6 separate regions of the Mus musculus genome follow, and all the other regions are linked to region 1. A link is a loop called in an ENCODE intact Hi-C map of the cell type or tissue named here. Cell type or tissue: left cerebral cortex. All regions are shown on one strand.

What was found. A loop is a pair of places that touch in the nucleus more often than their neighbours do. Peaks named below come from ENCODE experiments on the same cell type or tissue, not always from the same donor. Only the 100,000 strongest peaks of a DNase experiment are listed, where the experiment ranks them.
Region 2: it touches region 1 in a loop (9-fold over the local background); 18 of 42 quality-filtered maps call a loop at or near these places.
Region 3: a loop joins it to region 1, with 5 times the contacts of the local background. A loop is called at or near these places in 11 of 42 quality-filtered maps.
Region 4: it touches region 1 in a loop (8-fold over the local background); 20 of 42 quality-filtered maps call a loop at or near these places.
Region 5: it touches region 1 in a loop (11-fold over the local background); 13 of 42 quality-filtered maps call a loop at or near these places.
Region 6: it touches region 1 in a loop (2.1-fold over the local background); 10 of 42 quality-filtered maps call a loop at or near these places.

The regions. Positions count from the first base shown.
Region 1 is chr10:34,278,078-34,283,077 of GRCm38, forward strand. It overlaps Tspyl1 (testis-specific protein, Y-encoded-like 1), which reads left to right and starts at 4,113. Exons shown (of 1, transcript NM_009433.3): 1 at 4,113-5,000. The coding sequence starts at 4,204. All of the region lies in intron 1 of Gm26564 (a long non-coding RNA gene), which reads right to left. In left cerebral cortex, a CTCF peak has its summit at 2,668 (motif pointing left); DNase peaks (open chromatin) are centred at 2,706, 3,345, 4,081 and 4,652; H3K4me3 peaks cover 2,344 bases; H3K27ac peaks cover 2,287 bases.
Region 2 is chr10:34,017,167-34,022,166 of GRCm38, forward strand. Rwdd1 (RWD domain containing 1) reads right to left here and starts at 2,450. Exons shown (of 7, transcript NM_025614.3): 1 at 2,200-2,450. The coding sequence starts at 2,272. In left cerebral cortex, a CTCF peak has its summit at 2,347; DNase peaks (open chromatin) are centred at 1,808, 1,999 and 2,553; H3K4me3 peaks cover 2,473 bases; H3K27ac peaks cover 1,452 bases.
Region 3 is chr10:34,204,348-34,209,347 of GRCm38, forward strand. It overlaps Dse (dermatan sulfate epimerase), which reads right to left and starts at 2,888. Exons shown (of 6, transcript NM_172508.3): 1 at 2,733-2,888. In left cerebral cortex, a CTCF peak has its summit at 2,437; DNase peaks (open chromatin) are centred at 2,575, 2,831, 3,300 and 3,660; H3K4me3 peaks cover 1,606 bases; H3K27ac peaks cover 1,395 bases.
Region 4 is chr10:34,033,993-34,038,992 of GRCm38, forward strand. Trappc3l (trafficking protein particle complex 3 like) reads left to right here and starts at 3,605. Exons shown (of 7, transcript NM_001162937.1): 1 at 3,605-3,696. It overlaps Calhm4 (calcium homeostasis modulator family member 4), which reads right to left. Exons shown (of 2, transcript NM_001081165.1): 2 at 4,792-5,000. In left cerebral cortex, CTCF peaks have their summits at 133 and 2,780 (motif pointing right); DNase peaks (open chromatin) are centred at 113 and 2,786; H3K4me3 peaks cover 380 bases.
Region 5 is chr10:34,149,236-34,154,235 of GRCm38, forward strand. Dse (dermatan sulfate epimerase) reads right to left here. Exons shown (of 6, transcript NM_172508.3): 6 at 2,154-4,739. The coding sequence ends at 2,981. Among named protein-coding and RNA genes, the nearest start is that of Calhm6, 24 kb to the left of the region's middle. In left cerebral cortex, a CTCF peak has its summit at 2,787 (motif pointing right); a DNase peak (open chromatin) is centred at 2,787.
Region 6 is chr10:34,094,375-34,099,374 of GRCm38, forward strand. Trappc3l (trafficking protein particle complex 3 like) reads left to right here. Exons shown (of 7, transcript NM_001162937.1): 5 at 4,390-4,575. It overlaps Calhm5 (calcium homeostasis modulator family member 5), which reads right to left and starts at 2,145. Exons shown (of 2, transcript NM_178908.3): 1 at 1,524-2,145. The coding sequence starts at 2,063. In left cerebral cortex, a CTCF peak has its summit at 2,291 (motif pointing left); a DNase peak (open chromatin) is centred at 2,234; H3K4me3 peaks cover 1,658 bases; H3K27ac peaks cover 1,060 bases.

The sequences.
Region 1 (5,000 bases):
AAGTTTCGTCTGAAGGATGAAGAATTATGACAACTAGGACATTAAATTAAACATCAAAACATTAGCTTTTCACATTGAATTAATTTTTACTTGAAAAATGAGTGACCTTGATGAACTTTCCTTTAAGACAAGTGGGCTCATTGTATTTATTTATGTATTCATTCATTCATTCATTCATTCATCCATCCATTCATTTATTGTGGTTTTAATCATGAAGGTCTGGTTGTTCTATAAAGGGTCTTTGACTCTGAGTCTGTACTCATATATTTGAAAGCATTTTTGTAAGATTATAAACAAGGTCTGGGGTTTTAATGATTTGTGACTAACACAAATTCATGGGAAAAATCTTTAAAGGACTTTGACTACAGATCTATGCCCCACACTTAGAAAATACCCAGAAATATTTTGCCTTGTATGAAATTTCTGAGCATTATAAGTTTGAAATGTTTCAGATACAAAAGCCAGATTATGAAGTGGCTAAATTCAGGTATTATACTAGCTAAATTTCTATGGTTCATAATGACACTAAAACACCTATATAACATACAAATATCTTTTATATTATCTTACATTATTACTTTACAAAAATATTGTGGGCATTTGTCAATAGTAATGTATTTTTCTGACTTTTTAAATAATTTAATTTTCAAATTTTGCAAGTAAGACTTGTAGTACCTGCTGCATTTTATTTTGTTCTTTTCTCCAGAGGGTGATGGCTTAGTCAGTTTTGGTTTTATGGTGAAGGAGCAAAACATCTGGATCATCTATTTGATAAGGCAGTAAGTGCTTCTAATGTTACTATTTCTTCTCAATTTACTTATATATTACATGTATAATTATATATTAATATTATATTATATATAATTATATATTTATATTATATATAATATATACATATAATTATATTATACATATTTATATATTTATATTATACATTATTATATAATATATATTTATATTCTTTTATATTCTTTTAATAACGTGAGCTAAAGAATGGATTCTATTGCTTTTTTTCTGCATAAAGCATTTAAAAGTGGTGTCTCTGAGATCTCTTTGTAGGCCATTTTAGTTCCAGCATTCCTTCTATCTCCTACCATGATGCTGTGTCTAGAAAAATGTCCAACTGAACTGTCTCACAAGGGATGTTGTGTGGTCTTCAGTTTAGCAGTCATTTCTCATATATTACCATTCAGCACATTAAATGAGTGAATGTGACTGATATAGTAGCCACATGGACATGGAAATTCCATTAGACAAGTGTAGAGTGCACAGTGCAGTAGCTGGGCTACTGTGCAAACATGCTTCCTATGTCCCCAGGCTTCACCTCTTTCTCAAGCTGGTCAACTGTGGACAGCTTTTGGGACCGCTTGGCAGGAATCTGACATTGGGCCATGACAAGGAAGTAAGTTCAGGCTAGAATCTAATTTTAGGCTAGAACAAAGAAGTAGGCTTCAGGCAAGAATGGGAATTTGGCCTAGGACCCAGAAGTAGGCTCAGATATCTTCTTCATCCTGATAAGCCCTTAGAAACAGGACTTTGTTTATTGCTTTGCTTGTTCCTTGACTATTTGTACTTATTGTCTTGCTTGTTCCTTCACCTAGATCTGACTTATTACTTACATGTAATTAAAATGATATAAAAGCAGATTTGGAAAAAAATAAACCTGCCTCAGCCTCAGAACTGGCTGGGTCATGCTACAGTGTTGTCTAATTGTCTTTTTTCTTTTTAATCTTCTCTGCTGCCCTGGAGAACCTGTTGACTGATTGAGCTGGCTTGGTCAGTCAGTCCTTATCCAAAGCAGGAACCAAGTCAAGCTCATTTCCTCCATAACACATACATTCAATATCCTTATCTGAATGAATGCATTAATGCTCTACCTGAAATCATTAAGTTAGTGCACAAAAACTTAATTAAAATACATGTAAGCTTCAGCATAGAATGTAAATAATATTACTATGTTCTGCTAATTGAAAGCTTACAATGCTACCTACTTTATATATCATTTTATACTTTATACATCTTGTGTCATCTTCATATTAGAGTTCTAAAATATAAATGATAGTTTCCATTTTAAGTATTAACAATTATTTGAAATTGTGGGGCAGTGGTGGCACATGCCTTTAATCCCAGCACTCTGGAGGCGTAAGCACCAGATAGAGTTCCAGGACAGCCAAGGCTACACATAGAAACCGTCTTGAAAAACAAAGACAAAAATCAAAACAAATCAAATTAATTCATTGATTGGTTGTGTGTGTGTGTTTGTGTGCCATGGGGGATCCTTGTGGTGAACAAAGGAAAACTTGCAGGAGTCATTTTTTCTTTCTTCCCCATTGGTCCGGTCTTGGGGATTAAACTTATCTTTAGGCTACGCAGCAAGCACCTTTGCCTGCCTAGAGGGGTGACTTGTCCAGGTCAAACAAACCAAAGCTAGAACTTGAATCAAGTTGAAGACAAATGGGGACCTTGTCAGACTAAACAAAACCAAGTGGACACTTCTATATGATAGTTAGTGGAAAATAATAATAAAATGAATCATGTCTAAGATGCATCGTCTAACATTCATAGTTTAGTCTCAGTAAAAGACTGTGGCTCAATTTCATTTACAAGAATCCATTCTGTCATAGGTGTAGCATCATTTTCTAAAGGAGAAGTCGCTCCCTCTAGTGACAGTCGTTGGAAATAACACGCCTAGCAAGAATTTAACCGTGGAAATTCCTTTCTCTGTGTGGAAGAAACAGTGCAAGGGAGAGAGGAGGAGACATTATTTACCAGAACTTCACCAAAATTGGATTACAGTTTCAGAAGACCTGACATAGGCATCTGTGTCACTCTCCATCCGCAGTTACTTTTATGAGATGTGTAATTTTCTAACCACGCCATTCTTATTGGTGCGTTTACCACTGTGATAAATGCCACGTCATATAGTTCTTATAATAACCTAAGTCGGTGACCCCTTTGCTATACTAAAATCGCCACCACTACAGTAAGCTTTATAGTAAAATTGTTAAATTTTCTATTTATGTGTGTAGATGGGTTATATTGTCTATGAACTTTATCGAAAAACGTTAAATGGTGTTTTGGAAATATTTGTTATACAGAAGGTGACATTTTTCTGGTAAATTTGAATTTGAGGACCACGAATAACTACCTTCTTTTTCTCAAAACAGAAAGGAAATGAATGTGTTCTTAAATATTAATCTATTTATGGATGCGGAAAGGAGGTGGGAGAAAATATGTATCAACTTGATATAGACTATGCATTTATGCCTATGTCCTAAAGTGACGTCACATCCCGTTCAGAGAACCCGGGAATCAAATGTCCAGGGCTCAAATCATCGCTCTGTCATTTTCTATGTTATTCTGGTAAGAGACCCAGTCTCTCCTTGTCTCAATAAAATGGATATCTTAATACATCAGAGGATTGTTATGCAAACTATTCGATGCCACGGTGCAAGACACACCAGTAAAAACAATCATTAATGATGACCACAAAATCTTTTCCAAAAAGAATAATTCCCAAAGCAAACCCACAGATCTTTGTTCCCCAGTAACGTCAGAGCTTAGAATAGAACTGAGTTTTTATTATTATTTTGAGCCAACGTGTATGCAGCCCAGGTTAGCCTCCAAGTCAACGATCCTCCTCAGCACCAGAGCACTGAGGCGACAGACAAGGGCCATCACACCAAGCTAGACTTCATTATTTTTTTCAGTTCTGTGGTGGTGGTGGTGGTGGTGGTGGTGGTGGTGGTGGTGGTGGGGAACCGTGGCATTCACCTTGGTTAATACAAACATTTGGCTCCTAGCTTTGTCTAATACCAGGAGGTGTTTTTACCGTTCCACATAAGTGGAAAGGGGATGAACTTGTTTGCAGACACAGACACACACACGGCTGCAGCCCGGATGCGGGCGAAGGGTCCAGAAGCCAGGTCCAGAAGCCCCGCCACTGTCTTCAGTCTCCTAGGATGATTGACATCCCTTTACGGAAACAAACGTGACAACCGCTATCCGCTACATTTACAGAAGCCAAACAAATACGGAAGTCACGAGCTGAAGAACCAATCAGGTGCGCTGCAGGTTCTCGCGAGACTTGCGGGCTGTGGCTCTGGCGTCACTGCGCTGGAGAGAGCGAGGGGCGGAGCTGGGGTTGCGGGGGACCGTGAGGGTTGTTGTTTGTAGGCGGAGGTCTGCGCGACTAGACCCGACATGAGCAGCCCGGAGCGGGACGAGGGGACCCCTGTCCCCGACAGCCGCGGCCACTGCGATGCTGACACTGTCTCGGGGACCCCAGACCGGCGACCGCTGCTCGGCGAGGAGAAGGCGGTGACAGGTGAGGGCCGCGCAGGGATCGTGGGGAGCCCCGCGCCCCGAGATGTCGAGGGCCTTGTCCCCCAGATTCGGGTGGCCGCAGCTAGGCAGGGAGAGTCACCTCCTTCCGTTCGGGGCCCCGCGGCAGCGGTGTTCGTGACACCGAAATATGTGGAGAAGGCCCAAGAAACTCGGGGAGCGGAGTCCCAGGCCCGTGACGTGAAGACGGAACCGGGCACCGTCGCGGCTGCAGCGGAAAAGTCAGAAGTGGCCACGCCAGGGAGCGAGGAGGTGATGGAGGTGGAGCAGAAGCCCGCGGGCGAAGAAATGGAGATGCTGGAGGCGAGTGGAGGAGTGAGGGAGGCGCCGGAGGAGGCAGGGCCCTGGCACCTGGGCATAGATCTTCGCAGGAACCCGCTGGAGGCCATCCAGCTGGAACTGGACACTGTGAATGCTCAGGCCGACAGGGCCTTCCAACATCTGGAGCAGAAGTTTGGGCGAATGCGACGACACTACCTGGAACGGAGGAACTACATCATTCAGAATATCCCAGGCTTCTGGATGACTGCCTTCCGGAACCACCCTCAGTTGTCCGCCATGATTAGGGGTCGGGATGCAGAGATGTTAAGGTACGTAACCAGTCTGGAGGTGAAGGAACTGAGACACCCTAAGACTGGCTGCAAATTCAAGTTCTT
Region 2 (5,000 bases), 260 kb before region 1:
AGCAATGGAAATAACTAAATTCTACTACCTTACCAGATCCTTGTCAAGTGATGCACAACTGGTGGGAGAATGGTATTGAGACAGTCTGTTTATACAGGTTGTTAGGAGGGTCAAAGTGCAACCAAGCTACCGAACAGGCAAAAAGAAGAAACTGGGGTGTGATGACAGTTCGCGACCAATGTAGCACTAGACTACAAGGTCACCAACAATAGAACAGCAACTAATGCTAAGGCTCAGCTAGGTCTGTGGGCCACAAGTGCACCTTTTTGACATCACACAAGGTCAGTGGACCTAACAAATGCTTCTCTCCTAGTTCACTGGGTATGCATTAAAGACAGGGTGGGGTGGGGTGGGAGAGCCAATTCCTTCCTCAGACTGAGCAGTTGCCAAATCTAGTATTAAGTAGGATATAAAATGAAGTAAAAACCTGCAAACTAGCCGGGTGGTGGTGGCGCATGCCTTTAATCCCAGCACTTGGGAGGCAGAGGCAGGCGGATTTCTGAGCTCAAGGCCAACCTGGTCTACAAAGTGAGTTCCAGGACAGCCAAGGCTATACAGAAAAACCCTGTCTCCAAAAACCAAAAAGTCCTACCTTTTCCCTAAAAGGTTTCAAAAAAAAAAAAAATACCAAGAGCAATACAAAATCCCTAAGAACAATTAATCAAGATTGTTTTTATTGCAAAAATGTGTATGGATGCAGAAAGGAATTACAAGCAGGCTCAGCAGGTTGCTATGGAATAGGTGAGTGCATCAAAATAATCGTAAGTCGTCATTTGTTACCCTGGCTCACTCAGGCTCCTTATGCACTTGTACATCTGACAAGAATTCCATATACTACTACTACTGGGACCTAGCAAAATTCAATACAATACTGCTTTAAGACATAAAAAATGTGCCATTGTAAGACACACATGCGCGGAACTTAGTGAAGGATAACCTAATATTTAAGACAAGTTAAAAATACTGTATGCCTCATGCATTTTTGTTTCTGCCTACAAAGGGTTCATGCCTATTATATTTCTAACGTGCTAGAAAGGTCTAAACATCGTAATTCAGACTATATCGGACAACTGACACTAGCGCTTTATTTTAGTTTGACACTGACATATAAGCAAGGATAGAGAAGGAAGCCAGACTCCACACATACACTCACCCAGGTAATGACACTCTCAACCCCCTCTTCACTCATCCCTTAACATCCGCAACACAGCTGTATTGCTGGTGCGAGAGAACATGAACTCGACTGGAGCTACACAGGAGTAGCTGAGAGACATCTGCCTGTTGGCAAAGCAGAACAAAATTTGCTTCCATTGCAAAAAGTTGGTCAAAAAGTGAAGCCAAGAAAGAAAACTAAGCTAAGCAATGAAAGGGATGGTTTAGGATTTAAAGTAATATGCCTTGGGTTCTTAATTCAGACACTAAGTAATACTTGACAACACTTGGAGGAAGGGTTGTGGAATGTAAATCCCATCAATCCCCAGCCTACGTTCATACTGACTTTACCTTGAGTGCTTCCCTAATTTGAGAAGACCCATAGATAGGTTTTCCATGGAAACAGACTCACAAGGAAAGATTCTACTAATGAATTTCCTGACGGATGCTTTCCCTTAGACCCAATCAGCTCTTCCTACATCTAAGCTGAGGCTGAATCCTTAACCGAAGTCTTCAGGATGTAAGAACTAAGGACCTCTGGCTGGAGGAGGGAGAGCACAAGCCACTTGCCTTCCCTGGGCCTCCAGAACCTCGACGACGTCTAAGATACCTAAGAACCACAGCGACCACATCGTTCATCAGGCATTCTGCAGAATGCCTGATCACTCTTATAGAGAGAATAAGACATCCCCGAGTGTGCTGCTCTCAAAAGCCAGCATCCCAATCTTCTCAGCAGGGAAAACAGCTGCTACTTCACCAGAGCTTAAAATAGGAGGTAAAGGGGGGACATTAAGCGGCTCTGGAGAAACTCATCGCACTGCTAGTTCCCCCCACCCCCCGCGTGCTTCAGTGAATCTCGGATGACGGAGGTTACGCGAAACCAAAGCGGTCAGGACCAATTCCAGGGCCTCCGCAGAGCCACCCGGACCTTCGGATTTCAGGACAGTGGGGAAGGAAGCAGGCGAGTGCTGGAAACTGTCTGGAGAGCGGCAGGAAGGGCCGCGGGGCCCCGGCCTCCGCCCCGGAGCAGGAGGCCGCCAAAGTCACCTGTGAAGGAGTCGGGGTAGATGGACTCCAGAGCCTCCAACTCGTTGCGTTGTTCCTCGCCGTAATCTGTCATCGTGGCCCGCGTTGTTGCCCGTGCATCGGCGCGACTCCCTGGCGGCGGGCTGCAGCGGACACCGCGGCCGCCGGCTGCCGGGCGGGCGCACGCGCAGAGTCGGAGTGGAAAGGCCTGGAGCCACGCCTGGCACGGATTGCTGAGAAACAGCCCCGGCTCCGCGGGCCGCCCGATCCCCGCGTCGGAGTTCGACTCATCGCGCCTGGAATGCCGGCCGCCGATTCGCTGCCTGTCTGCGACGGCTCGGGATTGGCTGGGGGGTGACCGCAGCCCGCCCGGCGTTCGGGAAGGACAGCTACTGCCCGCTGCTGGGCTTTGCTGGCTTCTGATGGAGACGCCTGGCAGAGAGGCATCGCCATTCTGCGCTCGATGTGTCTGGTCTGAGTCTCGCGCAGGGCGTGGTAGTGGCGCCGAGGGCGGGGCGCGGAGGTCCAAGGGCTTCCGCTTTTCCGCGTTCCTAAACCACGTTTGTCGCCCAGAGCAGCCTGTGGGCGACAGCCAGCCCGGCTTCTTGGAACTTTCAATGGCCTGATCTGTGCAGACTCCTGGAAGCCGAGCTGGGACTTGGGGTCGGGGTTCGTCCAGAGGTCTGTCCCAGGAGGAACCCGGGAGGAAGGCTGAAAGTCGAACCAGAGGTTCTTGCACCTCACTTTAAAGTTGTGAAATAAGTGAGGCGGAAAAATTGACCTAAAGACTTGTTCAGTTGTTATTTCAGCGAACAGATAAAGGGGCGGATCTTAGTGACAGATTTGACTTTGCCAAAACTACAATAAGATACCGGAAAATAATACCTTTGATTTAGCTCTACTTCTGCTGATAGATTTGACAGCTTCAAGTCTATCACTACAACCAAAATGTCAAATGCCGTAACGGCAAAACTAAGAAAACAGATAAATATGTCTTCTTTTTTAATGAACACTAAATAGTTACTTGGTTTATATTTGTTTATAATAAAGGAACACGTACTAGCCTAAACAAAATGTGGGGAAATGTACCTCGGGAAGAATACCCCAAACATACTAAAAATGTTTCCCCAAATTTCTCTACCTTCCTTGTGTATTAAAGCTGGCTTTACTTGTATTATGCAGGTTCCATAGATGGGCTTTTTTGGCTTTGGCTTTGTGGTGATTGTTGCTGTTGCTTGCTTGTATCTTGCTTACTAGCCAGGATTGCCAGAACTCGTGTTACCCCTACCCTGGCCTCAGTGGTGCTGAGATTGTAGGTGTGAGCCACAGTGCTCCAGTTACACAGAAAGAGTTTTTTGTTTTGTGTTTAATTAGCAAGTATTCCTTACTTACAGTAAAGGAAATGCATTATGTCAAAAGTATTATGGTTTCTTGTTTTAAATAGATTAAGGGTTGCTTTTTGCCTTCTTTTAAACTTTAAAGGGGAGAAAAGGAAACTTCTGAGATGAGGTAGCATTTCAGATATAAGCTGCATATTTGTTTATTCAAAGGAATTCCGATGATTAGTTACCAGAATAGACTTCTAGGAACAGCTGCTTTAAAGTTCTGAAGGAGACAGATCACTTGGCAGGTTGGAAGACAGTGTGGAGCATTCGCCATGATCTAGTTGAGGGGCTGAGGCATAGATTATGAGGAATTCTGGAAGTGTTAGTGACTCAGACTCTTAACTTAAGAAATGCCACCATGGCCACTCAATCGGACAAAATCTGAAAAGAGAGACTGGTGGCTATGAAAATAAGCTAAATAAACCTATGCTAATTTAGGCAGGCATTGATTGTCGAGATAAGGATCAAGTTCCCAATACGTTTTATATAAATGTCAGGACTTGATGCTGATTAGTAAGGAAAGAATCAAGCTTAACTTCTGACTAGACTAACTTGCATCATGAAGTTCTGATATCAAAAATGACAGGTGAAGAAGACATTTGACAAAGATGTTACTGACTTGTGGGACATTTGGCTATGCACAGACAGCCTGGTTTCCAGTTGACACTTTATGTTGAACCCCGGGACCCAGTGGTGATAATTCACCTACATGGGATAGAAGGAGTTCTCTCATGTCTCCTGGAACCCTGGCTCCTGTTGAAGTTACTGACCCCCCGCCCCCACCAGCCCCCACAAGAGAACCATGGTTAGTAGTCACGTAGGCAACATCCCAAGCTTCTGACCTTCAGGCTAGACTCTGCCCCAGTTACCTAGCAACAGTAAAGATAGCAGCATACCATAAGAGGGGCTGCTTGGCCCCACCTCACTCTCTTACTCCCCTTACACTCTTCTTACTTTCTCCTCTCCTCTCCTCACTCTCTTCCTCGCTCTCTCCATTTAACTCTCTAGCCTTTCTTCTCTCTCTCTCTCCTTTTCCCCCTTCTCTCCGCTTGGCCATGGCCAGTCTCTCTCTCATTCCACCTTCTCTCCTTTCTCCCTGCCTTTCTACAATAAAGCTCTAAAACCATAGACTGTCTCTGTTCATCAAGGCCCCCCTGCACTTACTCTCATCTGCATGGGAACCTCACCCCTTCTGCCCTCTCTTCCATAACCCGGTCAGGGATTGCCCCTTGTCCACCTCCCCATCCCCCACCAAGTGAGGTCAGTGGCATAGATGCCCAAGAGCATAGGAGGAACTCTGGCCGGATGTGGGCTATCCTCCCTCCCCCCTCTTCCCTTACCCCTTTTGTTGCCAAAACCAAAGCAAAGTTTGTTTCCTAACAGAATATCAAGGAAAAGAGTCTGCCAAAGTTGGTGAAGTACAAACAACCATCCTAT
Region 3 (5,000 bases), 74 kb before region 1:
CTGACACTCATTCATCATGTGGAGTTTATGGGAAGATCATTTCCCTTGTGAGTACACTGGGTTTAGACACCAGCTTCATTCCCATGTCCGTCCCTGACTGCAGGTATACAGATCTGGGTTGTCTAGTTTCAAACATCTGCTAGTAGTTTAGTGACCTCCAGAGAGTTTTAGTCTACAAATCACGATAGGAAGAGATAATGTAATTCCAATATGAGAAAAACTCAAGGCACTAAATATAGTAATAGGAAAGGTCCTGTCCTGTGTCAGATACTCTTTCAATAGGGTTTGTTGATCACAGAAACTCCTCAGGTGCCTTTCCCTCTTTTAGGATGGCAAACTCCCAGCCCCTTTCTGGGATACAGTGAAGCATTCACTGACACAGTTCCCACCGTCACAGAGGCCTGCCACAACACAGCCTAGGACAATAGAAGGGAAATGCACGTTAAAATGTTTACTATACGTAGAACTAAAACATCCTAGTGGCTGAAAAAAAAAATATTTAAGCTAGACTGTAATTAGTCCTTGGCAGATTTCTTTGACTGTTTTGAAAACAAAGATTCTCAATGAATCCACATATCCAAATTATTTCCCCTTTTACTCCACTAGTTAGAATAATAATGTTGAGAATTATGTTTCTCTAATGCAACACGGAGGAACCAAGCAAGAAGAAATAAAGAGCAAAATAATCTATCACAAGTAATATAAAGAAATGAAAAAACAAAACAAAACTTTGTTTCATCCCAGAATGCATTTGTCTAAAAATTGTCTCAGAGACTGAAATAATTTTCTATACTAAGACAGTACTAAGGTTCTGTGAAGGATGGCCCTAGGTCCCGCCACAACAGCACTGCAACCTCCTGCCCCCAGACACACACACCACTTATCTCATTGAAATGGACCACTTCAGCTGATTTGTGAACTACTGCTAAGTACTAGTGCAGACACATGCACAAGAACTACTCACTAAGATGTGACTGATTTAACTGGGAGAATCCACCGACTTCTTATCATGGTCTTTTTCTGGGCTAAAACCCCACCATGCAGATTGTATCCTGCTGTCAATTTCCCTCCTTGTCAAGGAACTTTAAAAAAAAGTCTCTTTTACTGAATGATTTCACTGTCTCTTTTTAATCTGGATATTAAAATGTACTTTGTAGACCAGTGTTTTCGTATAATTATTGAAACTAAGACTGATATCATGTTCTGATAATGACTAAAGGACTCTGCCGACATTCAAGTCCTCCATATTGCTTAGTCTCATATTCCTCTTTCTACAGCCAAAGACACTCCAAGAAAGCAGGGGCTGTATCTCGTGTACCCACTCCCTGTCCTAGTAACCCACACTCATGCTTTTGGTTAAGCCCTCAAGGAGTGTCACTATAGTAAACACATGTTAAATCCAAAATTTTCTCCCTTTTCAGTAGAATAGAATTTACTACCCCCCCCCCAAAAAGACCACATTTGTACAGGATTAAAGGAAAATAGTAATGTGTGAACAAATAATAGGGTAATCCTGTTTTATTTTTCCCATGCACGTTACATTTTGTAGTTCTCTCTAGTAGTATAGTCCAAAATCTTCTACAAAATTTTGGTTTCATAAGGGGTAGAGATGGCTCAGTGGTCAAGAACTGGTACTGCTCTTGTCCAGGACCAGAGTTCATTTCCCAGCACCCACATTAGGATGCTCAGAGTGTAGCTACCATACTAACACATCTAATGTTCTTCTGACCTCTGCAGGCACCTGTCTATAGTCCTGTGCATATACTCCCAGACAGACACATAATTTTGAAGTGACACTAATGAATCTTTTTTTTAACTTCACTAGTACTATCATTTATTAAGAAGATGTAAAAGCTGAAAAGACAATTAGTAAAAGTGAAAATTCTGTAATGTGAAAGAATATGAAAATATTTCTAGAAGATTCTACCTTCCTTAAGATATTGTTGATTAAGCAGCAATAAACACCAAATGTTTTCAAGAATCCACTAGAAAATCTCTAGAAACCAACGTGTCAGTTCCTGACCTAAAGAATTCCAGGTGAAAGAGGCCGGCCTCTTGCATTGGAAGCAAAGGATTAGGTTATGAATGCCAGCTGGCCTAAACGGAGGCTGTTGCCTCAAAGGAGAGATGAGAAAGTTCTCAGTTCACAAAGTTAGCTCAGATCCAGCCTCGACAGATTCTGAGCCCATGTGGCATCGCTTACAGTGCTCCCCAGCCCGAGTCAAGCCCGCCTGCCGGGCCCCCGATTGGCCCAGGCGGCCTCGGGTTGAGGTTGCCCAATCACTCTGGGGTGTTGGAGTGCAGGGGCGCTGGAATCCTGTGGCTGGGGGTGACTCAGAAGCAGCTTTCTGGGCGTTGGCGGTCCGGAGGTCGCACAGGCACAACCAGCATGGGAGCACACGACCACTACCATCCCTAGATAACTGGTGTAGCATAGGAAGGGAACGCAAGGGTGTGCTATCTCCAAACCTCTGGAAACTCGGGAGCACGTCCAGTCCCCGCCATTCGCTCCTGATCTCGGTGCTGCTGTCTGAGCTGGGTACCCGGGTAGGAGATCACGGAGCCAGCAGAGCTGGCCCGAGATGCTCAGTCCACAGGGAAATCGACGCGCAGCGGGGGACGTGGCTCAAGCTGGTCCGTAGGGACCGGTCCAGTGTAGACCCATGGAGCCACAGGAGGGTAGCTTCCTGGAGCGTGGCCCAGAGCAGCGCCCAACCCAGCCCATCACTCACCGCTCCGTCCTCCCGGGCGTCCTCTCTCTGCGTCCCCGTGGGGCGCCGGGACTCCGGACCCCTGGAGTCGGGCCCTCAGCTTGCGCGCCGAGCCATCCGAGCTCAGGGCGCTGCGCCCGGGGTGCGCCGCTGCAGCCTCTAGCCGCCGTGCGGACTGGGCGGAGACCGTCGGCGGAGAGAGGGGGGTGGGCCGCGGCAGGGCTCTGCCTGGGGCGGAGGAAGCCGCAACGTCAGCAGAGCCCGGGAGGCGAGGATGGGGAGGGGGAGAGCGGGACCCCCGCCCAGCCCAATCCGGACCTCCGCACGGGCTCTCCTCCGGCGCCCCAGATCACGGCTCCACGCGAGGCTCTGCCTTCCGGTCGCTGCGGCCCGGACCCCACAAGACACCACAGGACCCCACAGAACCCCAAGCACCCTGCCCTGCCCTGCCCCGCCCCGCCCCGCCGCTTTGGTTCCTACAGCTCTGATTTCTCCTGACCCAAGAGCTTCAAGTTCCACTCTGGAATCTCACCCAAAGGAAAGATAATTTCTGGAGGCCGGGGGAGGAGGGGCCGATTCGTTTTTTAAAGCGCTGGAAGAGGAAAGCCGAGAATTTAAAGAATCCCACTACCAAAGCTAGCGGCCAACCCCCTCTCCAGGCTCCAAAATAGTTACACTCCCGACGCCTCCCTCCCTTCCCCCCTTTCCTGAATCAGTTTTACTCTCAAAGAGAAAGGGGAAAATCCACCTAATCCGAAGCAGTTGTCGCCTAGAATGGAGTTGCAAAATACAGGGAATCCTACCGCAAGGAACCCTGTAAGCTGAACTGATTTTAATCAGCAAAGATAAAGGATTGGGGGAAGATCCTTTAGAGTTTGCAGTTCACAAAGGAAACTTTATCTTATTTCGTGTGTGTGTGTGTGTGTGTGTGTGTGTGTGTGTGTGTGTGTGTGTGTGTGTGTTTGTGTGTGTACGCGCGCGCGTGAGAGAGATATGCACCCAACTTTTGTTTATTCTTTCAATGAAATGTAGCCATCCAATACAAACTCTAACCGGTCCAGGGTTGGATCTCCTTCCTCAGAGTTAAAGAGAATTAACCTACTAGATTCTATGAAAAGGCAGCTTTTCGAGAGACACTTACCCGTTCGTAAGAATGGGCGGTTTTACTCAACCCTGTTTGCTAACAATTGCTCGGAGTTCTGACAGACTATGGAGACCCAAGGGCGCTTCCAGGCAACCACACTATTAGGAAAAGTTACAGATTTTGCAATCAAAAGTGGCTCCTCACCACGGATTAAAAAAAAAAAAAAGAAAAAAAAGAAAAGAAATACTACTGTTAGGCTTTTAAATGCTAACTCAGATAAATCACTAATTTGCGTTAACTTCCTGATATTTGGACAGGCCTGTGGTGAGAAAGTTCTAACCAGAGTAGTACTGTGAAGCAGTATTCAAATCCTTACTTTTCAGTTTACTGAAAGCTAAGCCACCTTCAGAGGCTGTGTCTCATCTATAGCATATAATTACTATAATACTCCATGCAACAAAAGATACAAATGGCTAATATTTATTAAAAGTTTACTGTATGCCAGGCCCTGTGTTGAGGTATTTATTTTAGTAGAATGAATTGTATCAGTGCCTAGCTGTAGTGTATAATTCTGAGTTAATTTCCACTTGTCTTCTCAAATCAGAAAATGACTTGAGAGAAAGCAAGATGTTTACCTACTGAACTTCCCAATGAGTAGTCTTGTAGTCATGGCCTCTCCCAGCTAATATCTTAGAATCATAAAAGAGTGTTCATACAGTCTTTGGAATGGAACCCTACACCTGACTGATGAATCAGGTGGTTGATCATAATGTGCAGACAAGACTGAAGGTCTTTTTTTTAAAGGTAGTAGTACCCACATTTACCTATTGATTGATGTCACTGCTCTGGAAATCTAGCTATAGCTGACACTGACTTGCAAAGATCCCCATGATATGATACCTCTCAACAGATTTACACATCTGCTTTCTGGACTCTATAGGCCTTTTTTTTTTTAAAGATTTATGTGTATTTTTAATTACATGCACATGGCTATCTTTCCACAGAGACCAGAAGGGGGACATTAAATCACATAGAATTAGATGGAGAGTGGTTGTGAGCTGCCCAACCAACATTGGTGCTAGGAGCCAAACTTGGGCCTTATCCAAAAGTGGTATGCCTTTTTGGCCACACTCTCCAGCCCCAACATGCCTATTCTTGACTCTGCAGGAGAATGCTTCAGTTTGTCTGAGTACATATCCATCTCT
Region 4 (5,000 bases), 240 kb before region 1:
TGGGGCAGCCCACCCTGTATGCCGGGGTGCAGCTAATGTAGGGCCTGGCCACGCTGCCAGCTGGAGACACAGGCGGCAGTTGGCGCATAGGAGAGGAGCACTCCGGAATCAATGGCCAGCCACGCGGGGGCGTAAAGCTGCTGTGCAATGCAGCTTCATTCGCATGCCCCACCCTGGTATCCAGGATACTTCAGAGAAAGCTCAAAGGCTAGGTTCTCTGATGGCAAAAAGGACAGCATTCTGTAATAATCGTTATCGCTTGTTTTGCCTGTAATGACCTGCTTTTTGCTTTGGGGGACAGAAGAACGATGCTTTGGGCTTTATCTTCAAGGGGGAAAAACTCTTCTCGAGGAATTTCAGTTACTTTCCTAAATAAATACGCTTGTTTCTTAAGTGACTTCAAATAAAAGAATGGCAGCGTAGTCTTTCCAATAGCAAGCCCACTTGATGTATGAAACTTATATGCTCCATAAAGTCCCACAGAAATTGAGAATCTTGAGAATCCTTGAAAAATGACAGCCAAGGGTTACACAGTGAAACCCTGACTCGAAAAACAAAACAAAACCAACAACAAATTATATATATATATATATATATATATATATATATATATATATATATATATATATATATATATATATATATTTGCTGGCTGTGGTGGTGCATGCCTTTAATCCCAGCAGTTGGGAGGCAGAGGCAAGTGGATCTCTTTGAGTTTGAGATCAGCCTGAGCTACAGAGTGAGTTATAGAAGTAGAAGGCTACACAGAGGAAACTGTGTCTCAAAAAACCAAAGGGAATAAAAAAGAACCATATATGATGAAATTGGATTTATAATATACAGTTCTGTTAATGCTAACTACCTTTTAAATTATATTTGTAGCCTTAAAATGAAGCCTACAGGTCCAGAGTGATATATTTCCACAATGCCAGTACTGAGTCAGATGAGGCAGGAGAATCATTAATTCAGTATAAGTCTGAGCTATACAGTGAATCCTAGTCTGAAAAGAGACAGAGAGATGGAAAGAGAAGTATCTATGGATCCAATAAAGTTAATATGAGCTCTTATTTTTGCAGTTCTTGTCCCCTTAAAGTTGGACTACATTGTATTTTATTTACAAACTATTATAGAGATAGATAATATATAAATGATTGACAGAAAGATAGATAATTGATAGGTAGAAAGATGATAGTTCAAAGAGCAACAGTTTTGCCTAAACTGGTCAAGGGAAGATACAATCTTGTACTAGACACACCCTTGAAGAGGTCTTGGATTCCTAAACTCTTGAGATGAGTTGGTATGTGCCACCATCATACCACACAATCACCACTATAATAAATTTCTATAGACTCTGTGGTTTTAAGAAATGCAAATTTGTCATCTTGTAATTCATAAAAACTATATAGAATCCTTACTAGTCTGACACAGTTCTCTGTAGGTCAAAATAAAGATGTCGGCAGGGCTGTGTTCCTTCTGCCGGCTCTCAGAAAGAGTCTACGTCTTTGCCTGTTTGTAGAGGATGCCCACATACTTTAGCTCATGGCCCTGTTTGTCAGGGATGATGGACACTCAGTAATGACTCTTTCTTCTCCTGTCTGGCAATACCAAATTGAAATATTTCCTCCAGATTACAGGATCCACAAGACTCGGAGTTTAAGCAATTCAAGGATCCCAGGAAACCTCTAAACTTACCTGATTCACAAGACCTCTCCTACCCAAAAGTTACATAAGCAGTAAAGATGGTGCAGAAAGATCCAGGGGTGGAGGCTCTGTGAGTCGTCACCCATGTGGACCGGGGCTTTAGGGTGATGCACTTCCTATGAGCAACCCCTCACCTATAATCCTATGAGCAGTTCCAATAAATTCCTTGGCTTGCCAAGTTGAACTTGGTAGAATTTTTTGGTCTGTTTATTGTTACTGCCCTGTCTGTGTTGAGCGGACATAGTTTGTGATTCCTTGAGAGTAGCCCAACATTTTCCCTGACTGATTCCTCCTGTGGAGAAATGACTCGAGACTCTACAGGACTTGATCTCCTCATCTAAAAGTACTCGTGTCAAATCTTCCAAGTGTCTTTCCCATCAAAATAACACTGATGAATTACAAGGACTAGAGTCTTGGAATATAAACCCCGTGGCATGTAAGTGTGTCTGTCCATATGTTTAATTTTGAAGGAGATTTATTCAATATAGATTTTCGCAGAACTACTCTTCAAATAAGTCTGTGTTCCAAGTAGGAGTTCACTCAACAACTCTTACAACTTAATCATTCTTTCCTGTCTCATACAAAGGAAAATTAAAGTTCCAGAGAGGCTGACATTCATAAGGTCATATGAGTAATGAGTGACAGTGCTTCTCTGAACTCCATGTTAACCCTTCATAACTATGGCCTTCTGAAAGAAACAAGATTATAGTGCTGTCCTGGACCTTTCATGTGTGTGTGTGTGTGTGTGTGTGTGTGTGTGTGTGTGAGAGAGAGAGCGAGAGAGAGAGAGAGAGAGAGAGAGAGAGAGGTGGGAGGGAGGGAGGGAGGGAGGGAGGGTGGGAGAGGAAGAGGGAGAGAAAAAGAGAACCTGAGACTCCAGGACAGGGGTGGTGGTAATTCTGAAAGTGTTTTTTTCAAGTTGGAAATATTTGCGTAGATTTACTGATGGAGCATTTCAAACCCCTCATGTTGCTGTTTTAAATGTCTTAATGTTTGGAATGCTTCAGACTTCATATCTTTGTAATGCTCCATATGTACTGCAGTCACCCACTACAGATAGTGCACATACTCATAGAAACCACTAGGTGGCAACAGAGGAAACCATACATGAAAGCTGCAGTCTCCCTAGATGCTGAGATTAAAGAAGATTCATCATTCTTGGAGTTTAGAACAGCCAAATGAGTTCCACTAAGGACGATGCAGTTCACCCGTTTAGAACCACCGTGCGCTATTCCATCCAGGGTCACATCTGTAGACATGTTAACTTCCAGTTCACACAACCAGTTTTAAACCTGCCTGTTTCCCAAGCCTGGCACTCTGCTCTTTCTTGATCGCATACTAATACTTGGTATGCTGCATGTTGAACCTAAAATTGTGTCTATGCATTTGTGGCTTTTTGAGCTAGAAAACATATTTGTACTCTGCATTCAGAATGCCGTTAATTAGTTATATGATTTAAAAATGTAAAGGTCTGTTTGTGTTTGCCTTTTAGTACAAACTAGATGCGAAAGAACAGTAAGCCCACGCTGTTGTTTCTTTTTTCTTTTTCTTTTAAAAAAAAGAGTGCAAGAGAAAGTGATATAGATCTCATTGGACTGGAGTTGCATGTGGTTAGAAACTACCAGGTGTGGGTGCTGGCAAAAGAATGCAGATCCTCGGGAAAAGCAACAAGCGCTATTAAACCCTGAGCCCCCACATGGCTGTTTCTAATTGCAGTCATTACCTTAAATTTTTAAACAAAAACACAGCTGGAATGAGTACAGAATCAAGGAGAATGATGAAGCATAAGTAAGGTCTGTGCAATTCAGCTTTGCTAGAGTAAAGGAGTCAGAAACAGCCAGAGCTAAGCTTTGGGTTTATTTTTCTCCTGGGAAGGCGGTGGTCTGAATCCTGGTGGAGTAGTGGAGCAGACAAAGGAGAAGTCAGCGAGTCTATCTCTGCCAAGCCACAGAAATTGATGTGCCAGCCAAAAGAACTTGGCAGCAAAAATACAAGGTAGGTGTTAGCGCATATAATTGATTTTAATTATATGCTTTATAATTACCTAAACCCATTAAGCATAAAGGAGAGGAAGGCCATGTTCTTTTTTTTTTTTTTTTTTTTTTTTTTTTTTTTTTTTTTTTTCCCATTTTTTATTAGGGATTTAGCTCATTTACATTTCCAATGCTATACCAAAAGTCCCCCTTACCCACCCACCCCCACTCCCCTACCCACCCACTCCCCCCCTTTGGCCCTGGCGTTCCCCTGTACCGGGGCACACAAAGTCTGCGTGTCCAATGGGCCTCTCTTTCCAGTGATGGCCGACTAGGCCATCTTTTGATACATATGCAGCTAGAGTCAAGAGCTCAGGGGTACTGGTTAGTTCATAATGTTGTTCCACCTATAGGGTTGCAGATCCCTTTAGCTCCTTGGGTACTTTCTCTAGCTCCTCCATTGGGAGCCCTGTGATCCATCCATTAGCTGACTGTGAGCATCCACTTCTGTGTTTGCTAGGCCCCGGCATAGTCTCACAAGAGACAGCTACATCTGGGTCCTTTCGATAAAATCTTGCTAGTATATGCAATGGTGTCAGCGTTTGGATGCTGATTATGGGGTGGATCCCTGGATATGGCAGTCTCTACATGGTCCATCCTTTCATCTCAGCTCCAAACTTTGTTTCTGTAACTCCTTCCATGGGTGTTTTGTTCCCACTTCTAAGGAGGGGCATAGTGTCCACACTTCAGTCTTCATTTTTCTTGAGTTTCATGTGTTTAGGAAATTGTATCTTATATCGTGGGTATCCTAGGTTTTGGGCTAGTATCCACTTATCAGTGAGTACATATTGTGTGAGTTCCTTTGTGATTGTGTTACCTCACTCAGGATGATGCTCTCCAGGTCCATCCATTTGGCTAGGAATTTCATAAATTCATTCTTTTTAATAGCTGAGTAGTACTCCATTGTGTAGATGTACCACATTTTCTGTATCCATTCCTCTGTTGAGGGGCATCTGGGTTCTTTCCAGTTTCTGGCTATTATAAATAAGGCTGAAAGGCCATGTTCTTAATGAAAAAAATTTACCCAGCTAGCTGCTGAACAAAAGAATACATGAAAAGAGGGTGGGGTATCGATTTATTTCATTTGAAATAGATGATACACAATGCAATAAAATATCAAGTATATATGCTATTATTCATGCATTCATATAGATGCTAGGAATTCCTCAGAACCATGTAAATCAGGAATTCCCCATCTCCTTTACCAAAAAGTCATGGCCACGATTAACTGGCTCAGAAGGTAAGCTTTCTCTGTTTGAGTTTGTT
Region 5 (5,000 bases), 130 kb before region 1:
TTACATACCAATTGCAGTACCTCCTTTTCTCCCATCCCCCCTTCACTTAGCCCCTCCCCCATCCCCTTCTCCTCTGATAACAACTTGCCATGGCATATCAAGTCCCTCTCAGGTACCAACTTGCCATGGCATATCAAGTCCCTGAAGGACTTGGTACATTCTCTCCCACTGAGGCCAGAAAAGGTGGCCCAGTAAGGGGATCAGAATCCACAGGCAGGCAACAGAGTCAGGGACAGCCCCTGCTCTAGATTAGAGACTCACATGAAGACCAAGCTGTATTATCTGCTGCATATGTGTGAGGGCTGCTAGTTTTTAAGAGCACTAGAGATTCAAACTCATGTCTTTATGTTCACACACACTTTACCCACCAGGCTATCTCTATAGCCCACCTTTCTGACTTCTAAAAATTTATTTTTCCTATGAGATATTCTCTCTTTACATATTCCTGGCTGTGCTGGAACTTACTATATATATAGTTGGCCTTGAACTCACAAAGATCCACCTGTCTCTACCCCCCAAGCATTGTTATTAAAGGTGTTCAACACTAGAGCTAGTGACTTAAACAATTTCAAGAATTATATCCAAAGAATGTTTTCATAGCATCACTATGAAGGCTTAAAAAACTAATCAGCCGAAAATCCAAACTATGTTGCTTTCACCACACAGCCTCTAACTGTCTGTGCTAACGAGGCTCATATTTCCTTAGAGGCTGGGACTCAAAAGTCCTGCTTAGTACTGAACAACAGCTCATAGATTAGCCACAAACTTGAAACATTCCTTTCACTGTGCGCTGCACTGAGACAGAGTCCATATTGACTGCTCAGTTTCAAGGGAGACTTGCTTGGTTTAATTAAAGATACAAAGAGTTCCTTAGTTTGTCCTAAGTATACCCCATCCTTGATAAAAAACATATCTCATTAAGAAAAAATCTGATGTATTTTAGCATGATCTTTTACTTGGTTGCTTAAAATCATCCAAGAAATTTCTTTAAAAAACAAAACAAAGAATTCCACTATTCACTAGAAGTGGGAAACCCTTAACATATTTTTTTTAAAATTACTTCAAAAAAGGAGGTCATGTTCTGGTTAAAGAGGATCATGCAATGATGATTAATGCATTATCTAGCCTGAACCTAATTGGTTGCTAATTTAAAAGGAAAGCTAGATTTGGCTCACACTTGGACTTTCCATCTTTGCTATAAACCATGCTCATGTTTTGGAGTTGAGGTCAGGTTTTCTTCCTTTGTAACCTCAAAGAGCAAACTTCCCCCAACTCCTTAAAAAAAATATCCCTTCCACACAATTCATCTTTCTGAATGAGAAAGAAGAGAAGAGATGGCTGTTGAATGAGGTTAAGTAAACGGAGAAGCTGTCACATAAAGCAAGTTTAAATCTCAGTAAGAGCAACCGTGCAGGACAAACGGAAGCATTATTCTTTGGAAAACATCATTATTTAAACAGTGTGTAATGAAATCCTCCCTGGAGACAGCCCCTGTGAGGGACAAGCTACTTGCTCAGAAGTCAGCTTCTAGGCTTCGAGCATAAGAACGGTAGCTCTGCCCAAAGTCAGACGTAAGTTTTCCTTGTGCAAAATATTCAAATTAGAACCATGAGATGGTACTCACAGGGCTTTCTCAGGGTTTGAATCTTTGATGCCTACTGCTGTTTCTCCGAACATAAAGGCCTAGGCAGAGGCAAGACTGCTACTATGCTTAGCTCCATAAATCAGTGAGCGTGCCCTTATTCCAAAAATGTATGCTCAATCCATTTCCATTTTCAAGGGAGAAATTTATCAGCCTCAACTACACTCTATGTAAGATGATTTATGCTTTCAGTCCAAGTATAACATTTTCTTCTGCGCAAGCAGAAACTGTGGGCTGCATTTCCAGCATTCTCTGCTGCTGTTAGCCCCTGAGGACATGATTGCACCTAATTACAGAAATCTTTTACTTAGGCTAACCAGACTTTGGTTTCTGTGTTAACTGAAATATGCTTAGACGAGAAAAATACAAAGAGTGAAATTATGTTTTTCAAAAAATCAAGTAAGTTTAGTGAATGCATAGTAAAATGAAGTTCTCTCTTAGAAGATTCTGGAAAATAGAAATGCACTTTGAATATAATGGAACACAGAAGAAGCACACCAGAGCAGGAGAGATCATAATTATGATTGGTTTATTTAGCAAAATAAACTTGAAGAAACTTTTCTAATTAAAAACATCAGAATCACACCAAAACTTTAGTTCCATGTTCTTTGGTATTGAGTTTCAAGATATAAAATAGTTTATTTCAAAAACTTTACCCTTTGGGTCTATAAACATTTTACATAAAAGAGGAAGAGAATATGAAATTACCTGTTATTGTATTATTTATCGAAAAGCCACAAATACCATTCCTGCACTGACAAACAGCATCAAACAGATGTTCATTCTTACATGTTTTCCATTTTAAAAAATTTCAGTTCCTTTATGATCTTCTGCTATCATTTTATCACGTAATTTCATGAAGTTTCCAGGTCTTATAATCACAGTTCCCATTATTTATATTTTAACAGCCTGTATTGCTTGGAATTATGTGCCTCCATATGTTCCATAATACAGAATCTGGAAGCTTCTAACAGAATTAAATTAATGATAATAAAGTCCAATTCATTTTTTTTCTTTATAGTAACAGAAAGCTGATGTAAAAAAAAAAAAAAAAGAAAGAAAAAGCCAGGTATTTTTGACTCTTCTAATAGATACTGGTCAGCCAGCAAAGCCAAACATTTCCAGAAACACAAGGGGGCAGCCAAAGCCATTCTTACACCCTAGGTACATCCTTTGTGTGTCTAGCTCAGGGCTTTCCATACCCCCACTTTTTGTGTGTGAAAACAACTTCTCTTAAATTTGCTCAAGTAAATCTGGACGAGACATTATAACCAATTAGGAAATACATGCATACATTTCCTGACCTCTCGTGATCCTGAGAGGCTCATGGCCTTGGCGTTAGCACTGAGACTGGGAACAGGAGGAATACAACCACAGTAAGACACAGCTATCTATTAGGAGGACCGCATAAAGACACCTTTGGCCATGGAGGCTCTGAGCCCTCTGGAAATAAGTCAGTTGCATTGCCAGCATGACAAAGAAGATGGCAATGTTGAGGATCAAGAAGAGTCTGGTGTAGGAGGCTGACAGTGAAGGTGCTCTGTTGTGACTTGTCACCATCCGCACCTGTCCAAAGCCACCTTTCACGGAACCCTCGTTTTTATGCTTCTCATATGTGACATCAGCAAAATCCAAAAGGTCTTTCATTTCTTCATCTTCGTCTATGGGCTGTTCTCTCTGAGCTAAAACCTGAGCTTTCTGTCGAATCTTCTTCTCATTAACTTCAATCTGTGCGAAAATATCAGGAACCGCATCCACAAACTTGTAATGCTTACCCGCCTTTCGGCTTTTCTTCGACTTGCCTCGCTGCTGCCGCTGTTGCTGGGATATAGCAAAAATTCTGTCAATGGCTTCCTCTGTCTGTCTCTTATCTGAAAACCTCAGTAGGCGCTCGGCAGTCTTTCTAAAGCTAGCTGTGTTCTGGACTCGAGATAGGATCTGCTTCTCAAGCAGCTGGAACACGGGCTTAAAATGCTGCAGATTCTGCTCCACGATAGCAGCATAATCTTTCACTTCAGGGACAGCGGTGCTTTTGATGGCTGAACTCTGGTCAAACAGAATTTTCTGATGATCTGCAATGACCTGTGCGAAAGCAGAATGCCCTGTGTTCTCACCTGTCCACAGGTAAGTTGCATAGGCGTGTTCACTGGTAGCTATGAACACATCCAGCCGCTGAGGGTCTCCATGGATGCTGAAGCTCTGGACATCCACAGATGGCCCTATGAAGAGGTAAGCTGCCCTGGTGATAGGGCTTCGAAGATGCATGGTGACATTCACATAATTTGTCCCGTTGTAGGGATAACCCCGAGGATACATCACTGAGGCAAAGTTTGCTTTTTCACTATAACCGGTATCATCCATCCAGTACATTTTATAGAGACCGTCTCGCTGCCGGATGAGAGCCCCATGGACCCCATCTACTACTGTCTCCTCAAAAGGGACATCCACATTGTGGAAGAAACTTGCTGCTGTCTCCAGCGGGCTCTCCTCTCCCAGGTGGATCTGGTCTACAAGAAGGAGAAGCTGTGGGTGGAGGAGGATGAGATTCCGTTGAATGTGCTTCAGGTTGAGCATGGGGTTATATGCTCCTACGCCTTCTCCTCGGATAAAAACAACCCCATCCTTTTCATCTGCTGCAATCACTCTCCCCTGACAGCTGGCTGCCAGGTCATGCTTATACTTTGACCATTTTGATGAACAGTCTTCTGTGACCTGACCCTCCCAGGGAGAAAAGCAACTCTTAGACACAGCTGGAGAAAACATTAGAACGTTGTTAAAGTAGGTGTACTTTGGCCCATACAGGGCCTCAGTAATGAACGGCACACCATTGGGGGCGAAAGTGAAAGAGTTTTGGTCAGGGTGCTCATGTCCTGCATTAAAATTTCTCCACCCTTTGATCCAGTCTTTATATTTGTTTCTATGAACAATGTCATATATTGCACGCCCTCCAAGTTTTCCTGACTTGAAGGAAAGGAATGACCTGTTGATTTCTGCAGGTAGTGCACTTCCATAAGTCACAACACCCCAGTCCTCAAAATAATGCAATGTTGGGGTACCAAAATCTGGAGGTGGAACTGGTTTCAAGCTGGCATCATACCTGAAGGGAATAAATTTTTACAAATTAAATGGTTTCCTGATGAAAGTAAAAAGAACTCACTAGAGCTATGGTGCCACATGGTAATATAGTTGCAATACACAATCTACAGATGCTACCCAGGGCAGGGCAGAATATCTGGGGCATGTCACAAAACACTCTCAGATCAGCATACACCAGGCCGAGCACTGGAAACTTCATGGAAACACCCTGTGTAACCCGTGTTACTGGGCTGAAAATGAAAACAATTTCTGCCACTAACTT
Region 6 (5,000 bases), 180 kb before region 1:
TCATCCAGCTGGGTTTCATGTTGCTCTGCCCCACCCATGAATGAATGCACTTTTCCACCTCCGCCCACATGCCCAATTATTGTTTTGGACTGTTTGATGCCTCCTGCTGTCTGAACCTCATCGTCAGCACCTGCTATTGCTATACCTCCCTTCAGTCACATCTCTTGGGCATCCTCCTGTAGGTCCTTCTCATTCTACTAGAGTTATCAACAGGTCTTTGTGTTCGATCTAAGCTATGCCTGGGTGTGCATGCTTTTTTTTGAGTTTATATTTAAAGAGGAGCTTACACAGTGAAGAGTGTTGGGGATTGGCATCGGTTGAATGGAGCTGGTGCCTACAGAGGTAAGCCATGTGTCATCCACACTATCATAACATTAGTAATGAATACCTTCCTTCAACAAAAGATGGAAGGCACTCAGAGGAGCCTGACATGTTCCATCTAACCTATGCTTTATGAACTAAACAAAGGAGTTTATTTAGGGAAACTCTTTGATTTAATAGCTTATGGAGAATATAACCTTACTAGTAACCATCCTATATTGTAGAAGCCAACTTTGCTTTAATGTGTTTGCTGTAAGGGCAAGCCCTTGCAAAAACAGTAAAATTAGTATGTGCCTGTGCATTTATCCAGAAACCAACACTATTCCTGAGAAAGGATGGCTCTTTTAATTTACTCCTACCTCTTTTGGCCCCCGAAATAAGAAATGAGCTTCACTGCAAGGCTAGGCTAGGACTAGGCACCTGGATCTGTGTTCAAATACTTGGCAAGGTAACAAGTTCCTTCATTGTATTGATTAGTTGAAGCTGGAAATTACTGCCCACAAGGAAAACAATTCTCCAAATTCTGAGCTTCTAAAGTAGCATGAGAATTGACTTAGTCATACAGCACAGAGAGCAAAAGCCATAAACTGCCCCAGGGAATGTGGTCACACTTTACCAAAGACCATTTAAAGACTGATCAGTCCCATCTTATTCGGGGAACTCTCAATCTTGACAGCACTCATGCATAGAAATACCAGTTACCACTGTGGTTACTCAAGGAAATCTCTATGCTAATTATACCCCAAGAGACTTTGAAAAGTGGTCACTGATTTGGCTCAGCTCTATTTCAGTGGATGAATAAGATGTGTCTGTGTTTTCTGAGACATCGGCTTGAAAATAAATAATTGATAGGAGACAGTAGTGCTTAATTACAGCTCAGGTTTAGCACTCAGTGGATGACATTGTGTTCTGCATTATTTAGAGTCAACCCAGAGAGAGAGAGAGAGTTTTGAGCACTTAAGTATTTACATATGCATAACCCAGAGGATATTTTCTCTTTGGAAATGGAGACTACACAATCCAATCAGCAATTTTACTGAGCCATCTTGTCCCTAAAAAGCTTTTCCTGAGATTCTCTTAATGCTACATCATGTTCCAATTTCCACTTAGTGTCAAAAGTATCCTGGCAAGACTCAGACTCTGACGGATGAAAGGAAGCCAGAGAAGTTCCCACTAGGAGCAAAAGGCATGTTTGTCCTTACCTGAGACTGGGCCTGCAGGGATAGCCTCACTTCTTCACTCTCCATAGCGGCCATGCTACTTTTACCACAGGAGACTTTGTGCAGTTCTTCCCAGCACTCTTTGGGCTTGCCCTTGCAAATCATCTCCAGGAGCCTTGTGCTTCTTGTCCCGCTCATAGCACATTCATAAAACGTCCCATTAAGCAAAGCCACAGAGAGCCACATCACCGGAGCCACCAGTGAACTCAGTATGATATGGCCCAGGACGTAGAAGAAGCGGCAGCAGCGTCTCCTGGGAAATATTTTTTTTGGGTTCATACAGCAGCCAGTGAAGAGTCTCCATGCCTTGTTATTCAGAAAGAAGCCAAGGATCAGTAACACCCAGGCAGGGGCGAAGAGAAAAACCAGCCCATAGGCAGTATTCTCAACGCTGCAGGGGCACTTAAATGCCACCAGCGAGAAGAGACGTTCGCTACCCACGGTGAGCAAAGCCATGAAGCTGTAGCCAATAGCAGTTTTTTGGTTAAGAAAGAATTTTAAGATGCTCTGAAAGGCATCCATGTTGGAGACACACACACACACACACACACACACGCGAAGAGGGAAAGACGTTTGCCTTGGTTTTAGCACAGCAACTGTGGCTGAGGCTGAGGGTGGAGCTCTTTCAAAACAGCAATCCTGCTCAGTCTGCATCGAGCCAGATAAGGAAACAATGTCATTCCCCAGGAATGCTTTATTTCCCAACAACGTTCAGATAATGCCTCCTACTGGTGGTTGCTGACACTTGAGGGTAGCCAAAGAAGCTGAAAAGTAAACGCAAGTTCCTTTTAATAGTCTTTGCACGTGCTTTTGATTCCAAATCGAAAATGCTCATACAAATTATAAGTATAGAAATTGTCCAGTGGGGGGCTCAGTGCTTCTAGAAATGTGTTTCAGCCACTGACTGGTAGCCAAAGCCAGTCTCCAGACCCAGTGTTTCATGATCGGTTTCTTCTCTTGCTCTGTGCCCTAAGATTTAGTAGACAGGAGTTCTGACTTCCTAAAAGGGTTTTCTTCATTAGAGACCTGAAACATATGGGGTGGGGTTTTTAGAATTTGTGTGAGAAGTCTAATAACTACAGGGGCTTTAGAGAAAAGGAGGCATCCTCGTTTCTCTTCATGTAACGTCTTGATTCACATCATGATAGGTTTTGTTTTTCTTTTTCTTTTTGGTGGGAGGGGAAGTCACAAAGAAAATCTTTCTAAAACAGATGCCAAACCTGAGTTAGGATATCTTCGGGGCTCCAAACCACCCACCACTTGGTCATATGGACCATCGCTGAACCTCGGCATGGTGTTTCATACCAGAACATGTTTCACTCTGTTCACTTAGCAAATGCTAGCTGACTCCAGGTTGTTTTCTAGGACTGAACATAGTGTCACGTGTAGATTAGAAACTCACTCAGAAGTTTGATTTGCAGGTAGCTACTGAATTTGCAACGTAGTAGGATTGTTCAAGATAGGCAGTCCTCCTGTCTATTCAATCAACCAATGAGCACATGAATGAACATTTTTGTACTTCACATTATAAATGATTTAAGAAAATTGCTTCCATTTCTCTCCTACACTGCTCTTAATTTAAACATTAAGTTAATTCACACCTCTGAATGACGGCAGCACATCCAGTTGTCAGATTTCCATGAATAAGTGTAAGAAGCTTCGCCTAGGTGTTTTGTGAAAGGCCTTGGATTAGGAGTCAAGCAAGTAAAAGGCTACAGTCTTTGCTGTTATATTCGTGCTTCTCTAAAGAGCAGATTATACATTTGTGAGAGTTATGGCTTAGAAGAAATAGAGGGGCCAGCAAGATGGCTGTATGGGTAAAGGTGTTTTTCTCTAAGCCTGACTACCTGACCACTAGCCTCAAACCCACACAGTACAAGGGGAGACCCAGCTTCTAGTTGTTCTCTGACCTTATGCCATCCACACAGGCATAGACAAGCTAGCAAGCAAACAAATGTGAAATAATGTTTCAAAACGAAGTGAGTCCTAAACTGCTTAAGCACAGCTTGAAAACAAACGAAGAAAAAGGAGAGTGAAGGAGGCTAAGGTTTCTTGTTTCTAGGTTGTAGGGACTTTTGAGCCCTGTACCACAACAGCCACTTTTGAAAACTCAATTATCACACATTAATGTTGTCCCCACCACTTTCTCTTGCTCCTCCTCGAAGAGTTGACGTCTACAGTATGATTATGATAATTTTGTATGTTCAAAAACATGTTCTGGGGCCTAGACTGCCCAAAGCATACCCTCCTTAGACCAGTGATCCCCTGTCGTGGAACATGTGCCCAGGGTCACTTTAACTCTAAATTCTATGTTTTACTATGATCCGTGTGGCATATTTCATGCTGCTGTGTTGATGATTAATGATATTTTTGATTCTCAACATCCTAAAGCCTATGTGTTTTCTATGAGGGTTACTGGAAATCATTTTGTTTGTCTGTTTGGATTGCTTTAGTTTGACTTGGTTTGGTTTTTGAGACAACGACCTCTGTGTAACAGACCTGACTCCTGGAACTCTGTAGACCAGGCTGGCCTTGAAGTCACAGAAATCTACCTGCCTTTGCCTCCCAAAGGCTGGGGTGTGCGACCATGTCTGGCTAGAAATAATATATTTTACAAACTGTATTGTTCCACGAACATCAGCACTTTAGGATAGTCTATAAAAATAAAAAAAAAATAATTTAAAAGCCGCACATGGCATAAGGTCAGTAAACTGCAAAGATAACTGTGAGCCCAGACATCCTGACTGCCTGCTCAGCTTGGCAAGCTCACCACTGCTGTGATGCTATTGGCTTGTCTGAATAAGCTTCTGTTGAGACTAAGTGCTATAATTTTCTTTCTGTTTATCAGGTTGCTTTTAAGATGTACTTGGGAATTACACCAAGTGTGACCTGCCACAATTCAAGCAGAAATGAATTTTCCCTGATTCTACACAAGAATCCTCTGGCAGAGTTCGTCGAAGAGCTGCCTGCTGGGCGATCTGCACTGTGCTACTGCAATTTGCTCTGTGGGATCATCAGAGGGGCCCTGGAGATGGTAAAGCATGCGTTTCATCATGGCTTGCATGTTAGCCATCCAGAGCTGCCCTCAATGTGTAACAACTTCAAATGAATGCACAGTCTCTAAAGGTGGGAAATCCTAGACCAAGTAAGGCTTGTTACTACACGCCAGTGATCTCAGCGACCTGGGAGGTAAGGTAGGAGGGTCAGGATTGTAAGGCCAAGGCCAAGTCTGTGCTGTAGAAATTGAATTCAGCCTCATCCTGGGAAATTCAGTAAGATCCTATATTAAATTCTTAAAAATGAAATGGAACACTGAGGAGTTTGCTGAAGAAAAGGAAAAAAAAAGATCTGGGAGATGGCTCCGTACATGCCATTTAGCTGAACAACCTGACTTCAGTCTTTAGAACACACATTAGGCAAGGGCAGAGCTGATTCCAGCAAATTGTCTTGGAACTTTCA